Linked DNA regions of Homo sapiens: region 2 is linked to region 1. A link is a contact called in ENCODE Hi-C data. All regions are on one chromosome and are shown on one strand. Each heading gives the region's core, a stretch centred on a gene start or an enhancer-like site at or near the end of the contact. The rest is flanking DNA. Distances are from core to core; before and after follow the strand shown.

Region 1 (4,430 bases), core at 894-3,393:
TGCCTGTGGTCCCAGCTACTCAGGAGGCTGAGGTGGGAGGATCGTCTGAGCCCAAGAGGTTGAGGCTGCAGCGAGCCATGATTGCACCACTGCAGTCCAGCCTGGGCAACAGAGTGAGACCATGTATCCAAAAAAAAAAAATGTTTTTTCCACCAAGCTAAAAATAGCATTTTTAAGGAAATGGAATGCTTGGCTATTGAATATACACTTGGAAAATTTTAGGTTATACTTCTGAATTTAAGAAATTTTAAAAACTGTTTGCCGTTGGCATGTCTTTGAGGAAGTTGAGCTACAGAAGCAAGTGGAAAAGGTTAAGCAGCATTGATGACCAAGCTATTTAAGTTTCTGGGGCCTGGACCATCCATTAGCAGCTTATCTTCAGCCAGGTGCTGTCGTGAAAATTAAGGGGAAAAACAGTTCACCAATGGTAATTTCCTGGCATAATTAGCCTGTTATGTGGCTATGCCTTTTGAAACTACTAGACCAAATGTGTGTGAAGAGTAATTGACCACAGGATAAACCTAATTGTGTTTTGTGAAGGAGGTGTGGTTAAGTGAGCTGCAATGTGAGAAGAGAGGAGAAATTCTCTAATGCAATTATTCTCAGAGTTCCTGAGACTCTCAGGAGATCTGCAAGGTCAAACTCTCTTCAAATACCAAGATATTATTTGCCTTTTTTGGTCTGTTTCTCTCATAAGTGGACAGATGAGTTTTCCAGAAGCTACACAACATGTGAAAGTGCAACAGATTGAATGCAGAAGCAGAGACGAAAATCTGACTGTCTCCTATTACACCAGTCATTAAAGAGATTGCAAAAATGTAAAACAATGCAACTCTCCTCCTTAAATTATTGTTTTGGGAAAAAATTTTGAAAAATATAGTATTTATTTTAACATGTAATGGGCTTATTGTCATTTTTAGCTGAAATAGATATTTTCAAAAGTTCTCCATTTTAATGTCTAATATGGAAAATATCAGTAGATAAAATCATTGGCAGCAGGGTGCAGTAGCTCACACCTGTAATACCAACACTTTGGGAGGCCAAGCCAGGCGGATCACGAGGCCAGGAGTTCGAGACCAGCCTGGGCAACATAGGTAAACCCCATCTCTACTAAAAATAAAAAACTTAGCTGGGTGTGGTGGTGCACATCTGTAATCCCAGCTACTTGGGAGGCTGAGGCACGAGAATCACTTGAGCCTGGGAGGCGAGGGTTACAGTGAGTCAAGATGGCATCACTGCACTCCAGCCTGGACGACAGAGCAGAGCAAGGCTGTCTCAAAAAATGAAAAAGAAAAAAAGTCAGTGATGTGCTGCTAAGCAGGATCTCCACAAAAAGAAAAAAAGCCTGATCTGGCAAACTAGCATTTGCCAATTTTGATGGTGTGAATACTCCCTTCTTTTCCAGTTTCAAGCTCCCAACTGTTTAACAGTTGGCTTGACAAATTTCCTGAATATTGAATTCTTGTGAGCAGGTACAAGTTGACTCCAGCACACCAATGGATGCAACCCACATAAACAAAGGCTCTTTGCTGGTCCTCAATAATTTTAAGTGTATTAAGGTGTTCTGAGCAAAAGAAGTTTGAAAACCACTGCCCTTATCCAAGATGTCCCAACTTTATTGACTTGAAGAAAACAGATAAACTGGTAATTATTATAAAAGCATAAAAGCAAACAGGGGTAAAGAGTTGGCTTAGAGCTGCAGGCACCACTCTGGGTTTCTGGCTGTTTCAGAGCTGAGGGGTTCCAAGTCTTGGAGCAAGAAACTGATTCAACATCCAGGCTCAGTGGCTCACGCCTATTATCCCAGCACTTTGGAAGGCTAAGGCGGATGAATGGTTTGAGCCCAGGAGTTCGAGACCAGCCTAGGCAAAATGGCAAAACCCCGTCTCTACGAAAAATACAAAAATTAGCCGAGCGTGATGGCTCATGCCTGTAGTTCCAGCTACTTGGGAGGCTAAGGTGGGAGGATGGCTTGAGCCTGGGAGGCGGAGGTTGCAATGAGCCAAGATGGTGCCACTACACTTCAGCCTGGGTGACAGAGTGAGACCCTGTCACAAAAAGAAAAGAAAAGATACTGATTCACGTCATCAGGTATGGTGTGGTCCACAGAACAGGAAGCTCTGTGTGAGGTCTGATTTTCAGCCACCTGCTGTGTAAAGGAAAGAGAGAGGTGCTTGCTGAGCAAAGTTTCAGACCAGAAGACCAAGAGACAATTCAGAACAGCAGCAGATTCTACCCATGGTGGCATTCCTGTAAAGTGAAACTCAAGCGCCAAGTTTGTTGTCATGGGGACTGTTGATTGCATGCTAGTCTTATGGAAACACACGGAAAACCAGAGGTCAAATTCAGTAGCATCTCAGAATTCAGATAACACAGCATGTACAGTTTCAACCCAGCAGGCTGTGTGTTTATCACTTCAGGAAATGACTCATAAGCAGTAAGGAGATGAGCTTTGAAAGCTGCATCTGGCCAGGGCACGGTGGCTCACCGCTGTAATCCCAGCACTTTAGTGAGGCCGAGGCGGGTGGATCACCTGAGGTCGGGAGTTTGAGACCAGCCTGGCCAACATGTGAAACCCTGTCTCTACTAAAAATACAAAAATTAGCCAGATGTGGTGGCACACACCTGTAATCCCAGCTACTCAGGAGGCTGAGGCAGGAGAATTGCTTGAACCCAGGAGGCAGAGGTTGCAGTGAGCCGAGATTGTGCCATCCAGCCTGGATGACAAGAGCGAAACTCCATCTCAAAAAAAAAAAAAAGAAAAGAAAGCTGCATCTATAGTAGCCTGCATGGTGGCAGGGCCAGTCTGGCTGTTTTGCCTATCTTAATGACTACATCTGCAGGTCATTTTGGTGTGCTGCTATGCGACCCATCCAAGGAAGTGAAAACACCACGAAGGGTGGGCTGTCCAATACTGAGATGCATTCGTGAGCAAAACCATAATCATTTGATATCTATTTTTGTTGTTTTGTTTCCTATCCTGGGATATCTAGTTGCTCTTGAAACTAGCTGACACATATTTTAAAAAAAACAAGACAAATAATATATTCCCATCCTCCAGAAGCTAACTGGCTTTGGGATTTAATCCTAATACTTAATGTTTAGTTAGGAAGCACAAAATTTGAAGACCTCAGATTTAGAATTTTATCAGCTCTGCCTTGTAACAAGTTTTAGAAACTAAATCAGTTGGCCAGGCCTGGTGGCTCATGCCTGTAATCCTAGCTTTTTGGGAAGCCAAGGCGGGCGGATCACCTGAGGTCAGCAGTTCGAGACCAGGCTGGCCAACATGGTGAAACCCTGTCTCTACTAAAAATACAAAAATTAGTCAGACATGGTGGCACGTGCCTGTAATCCAGCTACCCGGGTGGCTGAGGCAGGAGAATTGCTGGAACCCGGGAGGCAGACGCTGCACTGAGCCGAGATGGCACCACTGCACTCCAGCCTGGGCAACAGAACGAGACTCTGTCTCAAAAAAAAAAAAAAAAGAAAAGAAAGAAAGAAAAGAAAAGAAACTAAATCAGTTCTCAACTCTGGTTGCGCATAGAATCACTGGAGAGCTTCTAAACAATTCCAGTGCCAATCTCTGGGGGCGAGGCCTGGACATTGATATTGTTTTCAAGCTCCTCAGAAGATTCTGATGTGTAAACCAGGGTTGATACTAAGAAAAGAAAAATCCCTCAGCAGTCTGAGCTATGTGAGGTGTGCAAAATTTATTAGGCCCAGAGAGACGGGAGTAGAGGACTTCAGTCACACCCCCGGCACATACCCTCCCCCTACCCACCACCCCCCATGCCTGTGGGCAATTATTTAAAGTCATTTTGTTCCTGGTGGTGTGGTAGCTCATGCCTGTCATCCCAACACTTTGGGAGGCCGAGGCGAGAGGATCCCTTGAGGTCAGGAGTTTGAGACCAGACTGGTCAACATGGTGGAACCCCTACACTCCTAAAAATACAAAAATTAGCCAGGCATGGCAGCATGCTCATGAAATCCCAGCTACTCGGGGGGCTGAGGCAGGAGAATTGTTTGAACCCAGGAGGCCAGAAGGTAGAGGTTGCAGTGAGTCAAGATGGCGCCACTCCAGCCTGGGCAACGGAGAGAGACTCCATCTCAAAAAAAAAAAAGGCATTTTGTTCCTGACTAGCTACATTCCCTGTTATCTTCATGTTCCTGGAATCTGTGATACAAAGAACAATGTGTATCCAATCAACAGCTTATGTTATTTTAATGTAAATTTTGATAAACAACTTAGGAACTGCCTCTTTTCCTTTATAAACATTCACATGCAACTGCTGCTAATCAGATTGTATATTCAGGACAACTTGAATATACACTTCAATATACACTGGGTTGCAGTCCTCAAGCTTGGCCCAAATAAACTCTCTACTTATATTAATTTTGACTCAGCTTCTTCCTTTTAGATCAACAATACC
Region 2 (4,430 bases), core at 1,186-3,685, 1.2 Mb after region 1:
ATCTGAGGTGAGACACACCACCACCGCCAACTGTAAATACACGCACACCCCCCACAACCACAATTACACACACACACACCCCACCACCACAATTACACACACACACACCCCACCACTACCACCACACACACACATACACGCACACACACACAAACACACCATACATACACACACCACCACCACACACACACACACACACAAACACACCACACATACACACACCACCACTACCACCACCACACACACACACAAACACACCACACACACACACCACCACCACCACCACACACACAAACACACCATACAAACACATACCACCACTACCACCACCACACACACACACATACACGAACACACCACTTGTACACACACCACCACCGCCGCCACCACCACTCATACACCACATATATTTTTCTCCCAGAATGGGACTGAATTAACTACAAATGGCTCAATCTGTAAGATACTTGAAGTTAGGAGCCTGCTGTTACGCCTCCTCCTACTCTATCTTTACGCCTCCTCCTACTCTGCTCTACCTCACTTGTGTTTAAAACAGTTCTTTATACACAGTAGGTACTCAATAAATATTTGTTAATTTTGATTTGTTAATTAAATGTTGATTAATTTAATTTTAATGTTTCAATATATGGACTCCAGAAAATATGATCAGGTATCATCGTGGCAGGATTAATACACTTGAACTGAAAAAGGAAATAATAATAATATCTGAGGTGAGAAAAGGGAGATTAACTGGAAAAGGCTTTATAGGAGATGGGACTCAAATTGAACCTGGAAGCCTGAATAGGGGCTGGATAAGCAGAAAGAAATGGAAAGGCATTCCAGAGCAATTTCTAGGCCTAACCGCAGTCTGGTTTTTTGTCCTATTTCTCTATCCCTCTCCACCCTGGACATTAGGTTTCCACCACACTATGAGGATACCCACATTTTAATCTTCCCATGGTAATCTCGAGGGTACATTTGCAAAGCAGAATCTGCCTTTCCGATGGAAGTTTCCGAAGAAGTTTCCCACAGGCTCACCACCATATTACGTATTCAAGGAAAATCAACAACTTTGAACTATACCAGAGAGAGTGGTTTTCTTGAATCTGTCATGTCCTATCTTTTTTGTTTTGTTTTGTTTTTGAGATGGAGTCTCGCTCTGCTGCCCAGGCTGGAGTGCAGTGGGGAGATCTCGGCTCACTGCGAAGTCCACCTCTCAGGTTCCAGTGATTCCCCTGTCTCAGCCTCCTGAGTAGCTGGGATTACAAGTGACCACCACTATGCCTAGCTGATTTGTGTATTTTTAGTAGAGACGGGGCCAGGCTGGTCTTGAACTCCCGATCTCAAGTGATCCACCCACCTCGGCCTCCCAAAGTGCTGGAATTACAGGCGTGAGCCGCTGCGCCGGGCCTCATGTCCTATCTTAATAGAATGGACAAGTCCAGGCTTCGAGTTTCCTCGGCTCTAACTGGAATATTACAGCCATTCTACAGGAAATCCAAAGCCCAGAATGACCCTTGGATCCAGAGAAGCAGCCAGAAATATACCATGTACAAACGTGAAATTTTTAAAAGCAGAAAACCAATTGAACATAAAGTAGGTTCCCAAATACATAGAAAATAAATGTAGACAGATAAAATATTGGAAAAAAATAAGGCATAACATTAATTATTTCTTAATTGTGAAAATAGCATGATTTGTTCCTCTTATCTTTCACATATTTCAGTACGTTTCAGCAATGAGTGGGTGTTATTTTCAAAATCATAAGAACATTTTGGTATAAAGATCTATTTTTATTTCAAAGAAGATTCTAAGAACTTTCACATGACGATGAATTCTTCAAAAACACAGTTTTCACAAGCCCTGTCACAGATCCTTCTGGAGACCCGCATACTTCTAGTGTTTGCCCTGACGAATGCCAGTTCTGTTCTTCAAGATTTGCTTGTCAGAAAATGAAGACACACAGAATGAGTTATTTCAGCAGGAAGTGTTCCAGGATTCTGGAAACAGATGATGCTTTCTTTCAGCCTGTTGTCATTCTTCTCCTTCACCAAGATATTGTCGTCATCACTCTGGGTTTAACTCAGCTTGACAGTAGCCACACTTCCATGTTGCTCTTCATCTCTTCCTTTGGTAAAAGTCTGCAAATTGAGGCTCAGCTAACAGCTATTTCATACTAATCAGACACTGGGTCTAAATTAGAACCAAGAAAAGGTCTATGGCAAGATAGGGTGAGGCCACAGCGACATTTTATGCTCTGGATCACCCCTCATGAATGCTTACTAGGCCATTTGCTCTCCTCTTTTACAGGCGAGAGGGTTGTGGCTCTCACTACCTATCATAAACTATGGCAGCGTAACCCTTCACTTGCTTTTCTTATTCACTTCCAGTTTGTGCTGCTGCTAAAATATTCTGCTTCTCAGCTGCCAGTATCGGCGTCTAAATCATCCCCAGTCCAAGGCGCCAGCTCTTCTGGTGCAGAAACCACAGACTCAGCAGCCAGGATGTCATCAGCATACTCGAGATTACATCATCTCCTTCTGCCAACCTTAATACCACTATGGTAACCATCAACAGCAATACCCATGATTATTTCAGTAGAAATATTGAACAGATGTGACAGCCTTGTCAAACTCCTTTGCTGGTGTCCAACCACTCTGTTATACCTTTTGCAATTCTAAAATCTCTCTTCTGGCCATAATAGAGACAGCACATGCTGACCTCCCGCTAGGGAAACTGCTCCCATAGCGTCAGTTGGCATATCAAAGACTAACTACGAACACCACCTTATATACACAGTGCTTTACAGCCTGCTAATCATTTTTGCAGACATTCTCCTTTTTGACTCTCAAGCCAGCTGAGACAGCTGTGGTATAAGTTGAAAGGGCACTGGAGTTTCTGTCAGGAGTTTTGACTTTCTTGGTTGCTTACTACCTTTGAAATCTTGAGCAAATCACTCTGAGCTTGTTTTTTGTCAGTAAAATACTTCTTGTTCTCAACCTAACTTGAAAAACAAATGAGGTGGTACATTTAAAAATAATAAATTATGAAGATAGTTACTCAAACTAATACTTGTACATGAATGTTTCTATCAGCACTATTCACAATAGCCAAAAGGTGAAAACACCAAAATCTCTAGCAACAGACGAATGGATAAACAAAATGTGGTATATCCAGACAATAGGATATTTGTCAACCATAAAGAGGAATGGGCCAGGCGCAGTGGCTCATGCCTGTAATTTCAGCATTTTGGGAGGCTGAGACTGGCAGATGATTTGCGGTTAGGAGTTCAAGACTAGCTTGGCCAACATGGTGAAACCCTGTCTCTGCTAAAAAATATAAACATTAGCTGGGTGAGGTGGTGGCGTGCACCTGCAATCCCAGCTACTTGGAGGCTGAGGCAGGAGAGTTGCTTGAACCTGAAAGGTGGAGGTTGCAGTGAGCCGAGATTGTGCCACTGCACTCCAGCCTGGGCAACAAAGTGAGACTCCGTCTCAGAAAAAAGAGGAACAAAGTATTGAAACATGCTACAGTGTGGCTGAACCCAGAAAACATTATGCTAAGTGAAAGAAGCAAGACACACAAGATCACATATTATATGATCCCATTTATATGAAATACTCAAAGTAGGTCAATCCATAGAGGCAGAAAGCAGATTGGTGGTAGCCAGAGGCTAGGAAGAAGCAGGAAGAGGGGGTGACTGCTTAGTACAGGGTTTTCTTTTGGGGTGATAAAAATGTTTTGGAACTAGATAGAGGTGGCTCTTGCCCAACATTGTAAGTGTACTAAATGCCACTGAATTGTACACTTCAAAGTGGTAAATTTTGTTATATGAATTTTACCTTAATGAAAAATAATAATAAATTATAAAGCACATGAAAATCTAATTAGCATTTCTCAGGGGAAAAACAGCCTCAGGAAGATTAAGTGACTTATGAAAGAACAGAAACTTTCAAAACGAAACAAAGAAGTTCATTCTGAGGGGAGAATGCCGGTCTTTTGACAGGCCAGGAAGGGCTTCTATCCTGCTCTGGGTAGGAATAGAAGTCTAAGCTCTTAAGATGTCACCATTCTCAGCTCTGAAATTTTGTTCTGACTCCCGTATCTCTTGCAAAACCCAATCCCCATAGCACTGTTTCCAGCCTCTTCTACTTATCAGTTCACAGCAAAAGGAAGACAAAATGATCATTTAGAATAAGGAGGTAAAGGGTCATTGGGAGACCAGAGAACTTCTCTCTTTATCTTGTCTAAAGAAAAAGAAGGTTCCTGAATACTGAGTGATAAATTGAGAAGATAGAAAGCTTTGTTAGAATAGAAGGGAATGAAATTAAAAAAAAAAAAAAAAAGAAATGAAAGCTTTGTTAGAGATGCATATCCCTCCCCAGTTCAACCGAAGCAGAATCTGCATTTTACCAAGATTCTCAGGTAATCCG

The links. Hi-C counts contacts between places; a loop is a spot of excess contacts on that map. Pooled maps may share reads with other maps.
Region 2: a pooled map shows a loop between it and region 1 (21-fold over the local background). The contact joins two enhancer-like sites. A Hi-C loop is called at or near these places in 2 of 37 single-sample maps with no recorded cell type and 4 of 50 pooled maps.

What each region holds. Positions count from the first base shown.
Region 1 is chr5:76,736,793-76,741,222 of GRCh38, forward strand. No RefSeq gene overlaps it. Among named protein-coding and RNA genes, the nearest start is that of F2R, 23 kb to the left of the region's middle. RefSeq lists enhancers at 2,128-2,457, 2,558-2,627. Within about 2 kb of position 2,144, at least 15 of the 41 ENCODE cell types and tissues checked have a DNase peak (open chromatin) inside an H3K27ac peak, as active enhancers do.
Region 2 is chr5:77,933,721-77,938,150 of GRCh38, forward strand. The region is part of intron 1 of LOC101929154 (a long non-coding RNA gene); the gene reads left to right. Among named protein-coding and RNA genes, the nearest start is that of TBCA, 160 kb to the left of the region's middle. RefSeq lists silencers at 1,313-1,487, 3,408-3,577. Within about 2 kb of position 2,436, at least 3 of the 41 ENCODE cell types and tissues checked have a DNase peak (open chromatin) inside an H3K27ac peak, as active enhancers do.